Regions from separate parts of the Homo sapiens genome. Here region 2 is linked to region 1. Evidence: chromatin loops called from intact Hi-C (ENCODE). Cell type or tissue: A673. All regions are shown on one strand. Each heading gives the region's core, and the rest is flanking DNA. Links, peaks and the distances in the headings are about the cores only.

Region 1 (4,400 bases), core at 332-4,331:
CTCTTTAGTTGATGCAGTTTCTTCCTAGCCTCGATGGTCTTTACAGTTTGGCATGATTTTGCAGTGGCTGGTACCGGTTGTTCCTTTCCATGTTCAGTGCTTCTTTCAGGAGCTCTTTTAGGGCAGGCCTGGTGGTGACAAAATCTCTCACCATTTGCTCGTCTGTAAAGTATTTTATTTCTCCTTCACTTATGAAGCTTAGTTTGGCTGGATATGAAATTCTGGGTTGAAAATTCTTTTCTTTAAGAATGTTGAATATTGGCCCCCACTCTCTTCTGGCTTGTAGAGTTTCTGCCGAGAGACCAGCTCTTATTCTGATGGGCTTCCCTTTGTGGGTAGCCTGACCTTTCTCTCTGGCTGCCCTTAACATTTTTTCCTTCGTTTCAACTTTGGTGAATCTGACAATTATGTGTCTTGGAGTTGCTCTTCTCGAGGAGTTTCTTTGTGGCATTCTCTGTATTTCCTGAATATGAATGTTGGCCTGCCTTGCTAGATTGGGGAAGTTCTCCTAGATATTATCCTGCGGAGTGTTTTCCAACTTGGTTCCATTCTCCCTGTCACTTTCAGGTACACCAATCAGACGTAGATTTGGTCTTTTCACATAGTCCCATATTTCTTGGAGGCTTTGTTCGTTTCTTTTTATTCTTTTTTCTCTAAACTTCCCTTTTCACTTCATTTCATTCATTTTGTCTTCCATCAGTGATACCCTTTCTTCCAGTTGATCACATTGGCTCCTGAGGCTTCTGCATTCTTCACATAGTTCTCGAGCCTTGGCTTTCAGCTCCATCAGCTCCTTTAAGCACTTCTCTGTATTGGTTATTCTAGTTATACATTCGTCTACTTTTTTTTCAAAGTTTTTAACTTCTTTGCCTTTGGTTTGAGTTTCCTCCTGTAGCTCGGAGTAGTTTGATCGTCTGAAGCCTTCTCTCACCTCGTCAAAGTCATTCTCCGTCCAGCTTTGTTCCATTGCTGGTGAGGAGCTGCGTTCCTTTGGAGGAGGAGAGGCGCTCTGCTTTTTAGAGTTTCCAGTTTTTCTGCTCTGTTTTTTCCCCATGTTTGTGGTTTTATCTACTTTTGGTCTTTGATGATGGTGATGTACAGATGGGTTTTTGGTGTGGATGTCCTTTCTGTTTGTTAGTTTTCCTTCTAACAGACAGGACCCTCAGCTGCAGGTCAGTTGGAATTTGCTAGAGGTCCACTCCAGACCGTGTTTGCCTGGGTATCAGCAGCAGTGGCTGCAGAACAGCGGATTTTCGTGAACCGCGAATGCTGCTGTCTGATCGTTCCTCTGGAACTTTTGTCTCAGAGGAGTACCCGGCCGTGTGAGGTGTCAGTCTGCCCCTACTGGGGGGTGCCTCCCAGTTAGGCTGCTTGGGGGTCAGGGGTCAGGGACCCACTTGAGGAGGCAGTCTGCCTGTTCTCAGATCTGCAGCTGCGTCCTGGGAGAACCACTGCTCTCTTCAAAGCTGTCAGACAGGGACACTTAAGTCTGCAGAGGTTACTGCTGTCTTTTTGTTTGTCTGTGCCCTGCCCCCAGAGGTAGAGCCTACAGAGGCAGGCAGGCCTCCTTGAGCTGTGGTGGGCTCCACCCAGTTCGAGCTTCCTGGCTGCTTTGTTTACCTAAGCAAGCCTGGGCAATGGTGGGCACCCCTCCCCCCCAGCCTCGCTGCCACCTTGCAGTTTGATCTCAGACTGCTGTGCTAGCAATCAGCGAGACTCCGTGGGTGTAGGACCCTCCGAGCCAGGTGCGGGATATAATCTCCTGGTGCGCCGTTTTTTAAGCCTGTCGGAAAAGCGCAGTTTTAGGGTGTGAGTGACCCGATTTTCCAGGTGCCATCTGTCACCCCTTTCTTTGACTAGGAAAGGGAACTCCCTGACCCCTTGCACTTCCCGAGTGAGGCAATGCCTTGCCCTGCTTCGGCTCGCGCACGGTGTGCTGCAACCACTGTCCTGCACCCACTGTCTGGCACTCCCTAGTGAGGTGAACCTGGTACCTCAGATGGAAATTCAGAAATCACCCATCTTCTGCGTCGCTCATGCTAGGAGCTGTAGACCAGAGCTGTTCCTATTCGGCCATCTTGGCTGCCAGAAGAAATTTTATTAATTGAACAAAGAAGAAGAAAGAAATAAAAACATTCTGATTCCAACTACCCAACCTTATTTCCTCCCAAGCCTCCTTGACTTACTTCCTTCTTTCTGATTATGGGTATTAAAGGATATGCTCCTTTAATAAATATTCAGAAACTGCACCTCAGCCATGTTAAGGGTTTTCTTGTTGCCTTTCAATTTTTGAAAAAGGACACAAAAGTCCAAACTTCCAGATTCTTTCTTTGGTTCCAGGGCAACGTATAATATTAACTTTGTATTTTTCTTTATCTGTGACATAGTCGGCCATAAATCACCTGGTTACTGTATTATATACGTTAGTGTTCTAGCATAATAGTAGTTTTTGCTGTTTGACAGATGTTCCAGACTAAAATGTTGTAAAATAATAGATCATTAAAAGAAACTAGAGTTGATGGCCAAGAAATTCAATTTTTTTCCTAACAGAATCAAAGCATTTCACTAATTAGTTACTTTATTCCACAAGATGGCGCTGTAGTTCTTCCAATTATTTGGAATAGAGCAGCTCAGGGTTTTATTTTTAAAAGTATCCTCCCCTTCCTTCCTTTGTATAAAAGTGACACATAAGAAAGAATGTAAGGCTGTTACTTCATAATAGGCCTGATTTACTATATATTTTAGAGAAGTCCATGGTAATAGCCATAGAAGAGTCAATAACAGGAATTAGTACACAACAAATTATAACCAGAAATGAGATATGATTATTTTTGTGCAGTTTCTTAAATAAACATAGTCTACCCTTTGTTTATATGCTATGAATTAGAAATTATTTTTTAAAGCTTATGGATAGAATTTTAATGTTTTTTAGTACTACTTTGGGTGTTCAAAATCTGAGCTGCTTAACTCACTGGATATTTCTATGTCTTTTGTAATAACTTTTAAAGCTATTGCATAGGGCTTAATCCATTTCTTTATGATAGCCCAGCAATACCAGCATTACCTGGGTCTGTCTGATCTGACAGGAGGGTCTTCTATTAAATTCTGTTTTAAAAAATTCAATTTGTTTAGTCTTGTGCAGAAAAACATATTAGATATGGGACTAATTTCTTTTTAGTAAATATTTTAGTGTTTAATTTGCATCTCAGTTTTGTTCTAAATATTTTTTAGTTGTATCCTTTTGAAGTTAAGACTTGCCAAAGTTCCCAGATAAATTTGCATTTGAATCAGTTTATAGTAATGATTTTGAGCCCTTTTATGTGCAAAGGACAGTTTTAATTGGATCTGCTAGGAAAACAAAATTTTATTATTCCTTTCAAAAAACAAACATTGCTTAAAATAAGTTTGGAAGACTTGTATTTAAAATATTTTGGCAGTGAATTATTTTTAAGTTTCACTTTGATCATACTTGGTAAGTTTAATAAAAATTACATATTGACCCCAAATACTAAAGATTTTAATTAATGCCCTAACACAGTCTCCTTGTTAGAATCAGAAATTTATTAAGTAAAAAGCCCAAACATCAAGGGAAAACAAGTAAATTAGTGTGTGTAATTCTTAATTATGTCTAATTAAAATCAATTTGTAATGCATTTACATTCACAAAATCACGTAAGTTATCAGTGTCTGAGACAACAGTTTGTGTTTATGAATAGCACATTTGTAAGGAGTGAATTAGTTAGTGTGCTAATTAGAAAACTCTTGCAAGAGAAGACAGGTTGTAGTTCATTTTTATCTATTTCTCTCAATTTTGATCTTATAGTGGTGAGTGGGTGGAAAAGCCATGATTAAGTTTAAAAGCTCTGAATGTACATTAGCAGATATGTTTGTTCTTTTAGTTGGTGCTTTAAGTAGTTTAGCCATGTATACACTTATTTCCATTACTACTAATTATGTTTTTGAAAGCCTACTATGTGTCAAGCACATCATGCCTTTATTTAATTCATACAATAGTTGTATGGAACAGGTAGCATTATTCTGCGTTCACAGATGAGGATACTGATGCTTAGAGAAATTTAATAATTCATGAGGGGTCAGACAGCTGGTGAGTGGGGCTTGGGATCTAAAGGCAAGTTCTTATGACTCCAGAGCCTGCACTTTAAACCACTAACGTGCATTGTATTTGCAACTGCCATGTCAGGTAGCTTTTAGTGAAGTCTGCCAATTTTAGTATGAAATATTCTGTTTGTAATGTGTAAGGAGTAGGTCAGGCTTTCTAATTGTGCTGTTTATGTAAGGCACAATAAGGACTTTTGCAAAGGGGACTTGTCAAGTTATCATGATACTGGCTGCAAGCCAGAGGTTTCCTTAGCAAAGTGCTAAGACAAGGGCTACTGGGG
Region 2 (4,400 bases), core at 105-4,104, 1.5 Mb after region 1:
ATTGATTGTAATTGTGTCTTGAAGGCAGCTGGTTGTGATCACGTGTTAAACTCCAGTGCCAAGATAGACAAATGTGGAGTGTGTGGTGGGGACAACTCTTCATGCAAGACAATAACAGGTGTCTTCAACAGTTCTCATTATGGTAAGTTGTGTATTTGTTTCTAGATTTCGCTTTTATTTAGTATAATAATGGAGTCTGTAAAGAAGGTGTAACAGTAATTCTTTGTTACTGTTTTGTCTACTCTATACCCTTAGTCCAAAATGATTGTTAAGGAAAAATTTCCTAAATATAAAAAAATTAAATACTGTATTAGACCAGATGTATCCTTGATTAATGAATTCACCTGCCCCAGGCAAATCTGATTCTTAAAAATGTATTAGGTGCATTTCTTAGAGTAAATTCAGTGCTATTTGACTGTGATGTGTGATATGTGAATAATCCTCCCATTAATGAAATGGTTTTTTCCCTATAACCTAAAATGTATATATTTGTGATTTTTCCCAGGAAACTTGCTTTCAAATATTTTCATTACTTGAATCACTTTCTTTTTTTGGTATGACTTGACCTATCTGTTACATTTCTTATTAATAGTACATAGAAAATGTTGATTGAAGGTGAAGGGTGAAACCATTATCTTATATATTTTCTGAATTAAATGTTTCAGAATTATTGTCACATTTGATTTTCCAGGCAGTATCTGGATCACATATTGGCCATAATTTAATTTTTCTCCAAAATATCATGAGACTATGTAAAGTATTTTCCATTGTAATGTTTTCTGGGCAATTTTTTTTTGTTTTTATGATAATTAAAGCAGATCTTTAAAACTTTCTTTGCAAATTAAATTTATTTCTTACAACCTTATTTATTCATTTATTTATTTAGAGACAGGGTGCTACTCTGTTGCCCAGGCTGTAGTACAGTGGCACAATCATAGCTCATTGCAGCTGTGAACTCTTGAGCTCCAGCAATCTTTCCACCTCCTCATCCCCAGTACCTAGAACTACAGGTGTTCACCACCATGCCCATCTAATTTGTGTGTGTGTGTGTGTGTGTGTAGAGATGGGTCTCAATGTATTGCTAGGTTGGTCTCAAACTCCTAGCCTCAAGGGATCCTTCCATCTCGGCCTCCCAAAGTCCTGAAATTACAAGCATGAACCACCACACCTAGCCTATTTTTTACAGTCTGACTGTTCAGCTTTAAATTGTGTTCATGTGTGTTCAAATTGTTACTTACTTCCATTAAAACAGTATAATTTAAAACTTAATATTTATGTTTTTATGTATGTGAAAAACATAGTACATTTTATACTCTGATATTTACAAATCTCGGTTACTAGATGATTTGATATATGATTTTTCTAGTTATTTCTTGGGAGCTACACACATTTGATTCCCTTCTATAATGCATGGCACATACTTATTACAGTCTGTATTTACTGAAAAATATTTTTTCCAGGATAAAGCCACATGAACCAAATTAAGATCAAATATGTAATCTTGTGAAAATTGTACTGTGCATTAATCAGTTTGCAAATAGAACAATGCGTTAAACTCATTTGCAAGGTCTGATTAGCATTTGTCACATTTCTGCCCCCTGGTGGTAGCCTTCATCTTGTCACCTTTGCAATGCCTTAGGCTTGCTTTCTTGAAAAAAATATAATAAATAGTAAAGATATAAATAGTAAAAGTAGTGGGTAAGAATATTTTATAGTGAAAAGGAGGTTAATTAAAATTATTCTTGTAGGTCAATAACCTACAACCAGTAGGCATATAGTGTATACCGAATCATGAAACTATTTCTTATCGTCTTACACTAAAAATGTGATGCCTTAGATATAAATAAGTCTGCTCTAAAACACATGCAAGATAGTCTGACATTAGGGTTGTAAATTTAAGCTCTTTTTGAACTGTCTTCTTAAGTTAATTCCATATTTATCAAAGGTAGTGTATGAGAAAAATTACTTTTTACTCATGGTGCAGTTAACTAGGAGGAAATCCTAATAAATAAGGAAAAGGAAAAACTTAGAATAATATCCTTAGAGTATAACTAATTGTATATTTAAAAACCTGCGTATTTGGACAACTATGTAATGTGAGTGTTTTTAGTTTTCATGAAAATGTTTTTTCTTAATATATGTTAGATAAAATGTTTCCTCTTTTGAGCAGTGCCAATGTCGCTGAATTTGGCTTCATAAAATGGAAATATTACATTCATTTCACTTGAGTAAACTTTTTACTTTTCTCATAACAAGTTTATTAGTATTCTTGTAAAAATAATGTAAAATTTGGGGAATAGATGAAGAGATTCCTGCTTATACTACAAACTAAAACTTGAGCTTTAAACTTTTTCTTTTTTTATGATTTTTCAATAATGAAATTGAAAAATTTCATTATTTTGCTGTTTACTGAGTCTGTGTGAATATATCATAGCAATGACCAATTATTTTAATATCTCCTGGACTTGTGAATTGTATTTGAAATCTTCTATTTTTTTCCCAGTATAAAATATAAAAGCATTAACAAAGCTTAAAAATGGGTATGTGTACTAAGGGTCTCAGGAGCTAAAATACTAGCTTCATTCCATTCTATATTAAGAATATTAGAAGTAGGAAAAGATTAGGAAAAGTTAAGAATCTTAAACTCTGTTTCTTGACAACAACCACTTTTTCTCAATCCTCAGTAATTTGTGTAAGGTACTGACTCAAAAAGAATAACCACTGTGTAATTTTGTAAAGACACAACAAAATTAAGTCTGACTATGCTATTCGAATTTTTCATCCATTCAGCAGTAATAACCTCTGGGCCATCTGCTTTTTGTGAAATTTAACATATGTAAAATTATATTGCAGGTTATAATGTTGTTGTAAAGATTCCCGCAGGAGCAACAAACGTTGACATTCGTCAGTACAGCTATTCTGGACAACCAGATGACAGTTACCTTGGTAAACATTTCTCGTAAACAACAGCCAGTATGTGGCTTATGTGCAATTTCATGGAAGTCTGTAGTTGATGTGAATTCTTGGAAAACAGGAGTCCCTTTAGCAAGCATGCAATTTCATTTCATACTGAGCTTAGCGCTCCCTATACATATGTTCTTAAGCACTCAAAAATGTATTACTTAAAAAAAAAAAACTTAATGAAATTCTGAACAATAATTTGTTTTCAGTTTTTTTCTCGTGTATTTTAGATAACCAGAAATTATATTCAATTAGTTGCATGTGTATTTAGAATAAAATTCTCTTCTATCATTTTGTCTAATATTAATTGTAGAATTCTTTGGGGTTAAATGTTTTAAATAATTTTCTTAATTTTTTTTTACTATGTAGCTAAAGTATTTAAATACAGTTTTGTAAAAGCTCTTGTATTTAAAAAAGTCAGAAAAAGAACTGTGGTTTCACATTTTTATATGTTAATGAATGTAGTCACAGTATATTGTCTGTTAGCTATTTCTAAAGTATAAACTTAATTTATGTTATTTATTTTTAGAAATTAGCTTTCAGGCTTAAAGAATTTCACTTTAGACACAAACATGAAAATGATGCTTTAAAAACCTTTTCCTTCTGCCTGTGAAATATCTTAATAGCGAGTTATCTATAATTCACCAAGCTGGAGTAGGTAGGTAATGGTGCAGAGCTGATATTGAGAAAGCATCTGCTGTACATTAATAAGATGTGAAATATTGACTCAAATAATTAACTTATGTAACTGGCAATCTGAATCTATAATGAACAGCCTATCTCAGGAATTGCATTTGGAACTATAAAGCCAAATGTAAGGGGAACAACTGCTTAATGAGTACAAGGTTTCCTTCTGGGGTGAACAGGTTTTGGAACTAGATAGAGGTGATGGTTGTACGTCATCGTGAATATACTAAATGCCATTGAACTGTTCGTTTAATGATGGTTAATTTTATGTTATATCAGTTTCACCTCAATACAAGATGCAAAATATTTATTAAAATCAAACATAAATAGTTTGATTTATTAGCCTTTTACATTTAGTTGAAATTCTTTTCCTTGTGCTAAAAATATTGCTTCAGTACATTTACATAGATATATGCTACCATATTGGAGATAAATAATTTAATAGGTATCTCTTAGATTCCAAATGTAGACAAATATATCTTTCTGGGACTGGATCACAGGTTATTCTCAACTTTAAAAATTAGAAATGTTGGCTGTGCATGGTGGCTCATGCCTGTAATCCCAGCACTTTGGGAGGCCGAGGCAGGTGGATCATCTGAGGTCAGGAGTTCGAGACCAGCCTGACCAACATGGCAAAACCCCGTGTCTACTAAAAATACAAAAATTAGCCGGACATGGTGGCGCATGCCTGTAATCCCAGCTACTCGGGAGGCTGAGGCAGGAGAATCGCTGGAATCTGGGGGGCGGAGGTT

Evidence for each region. Hi-C counts contacts between places; a loop is a spot of excess contacts. Peaks named below come from ENCODE experiments on the same cell type or tissue, not always from the same donor. Only the 100,000 strongest peaks of a DNase experiment are listed, where the experiment ranks them.
Region 2: a loop joins it to region 1, with 18 times the contacts of the local background. A loop is called at or near these places in 3 of 110 quality-filtered maps.

What each region holds. Positions count from the first base shown.
Region 1 is chr12:44,929,390-44,933,789 of GRCh38, reverse strand. No RefSeq gene overlaps it. Among named protein-coding and RNA genes, the nearest start is that of NELL2, 55 kb to the right of the region's middle. In A673, for the core only: a CTCF peak has its summit at 2,589 (motif pointing right); DNase peaks (open chromatin) are centred at 2,619 and 4,129; H3K4me3 peaks cover 447 bases; H3K27ac peaks cover 2,310 bases.
Region 2 is chr12:43,442,337-43,446,736 of GRCh38, reverse strand. It overlaps ADAMTS20 (ADAM metallopeptidase with thrombospondin type 1 motif 20), which reads left to right. Exons shown (of 39, transcript NM_025003.5): 15 at 25-142; 16 at 2,854-2,946. Among named protein-coding and RNA genes, the nearest start is that of ADAMTS20, 110 kb to the left of the region's middle. In A673, for the core only: CTCF peaks have their summits at 1,405 and 1,606 (motif pointing left); a DNase peak (open chromatin) is centred at 1,586.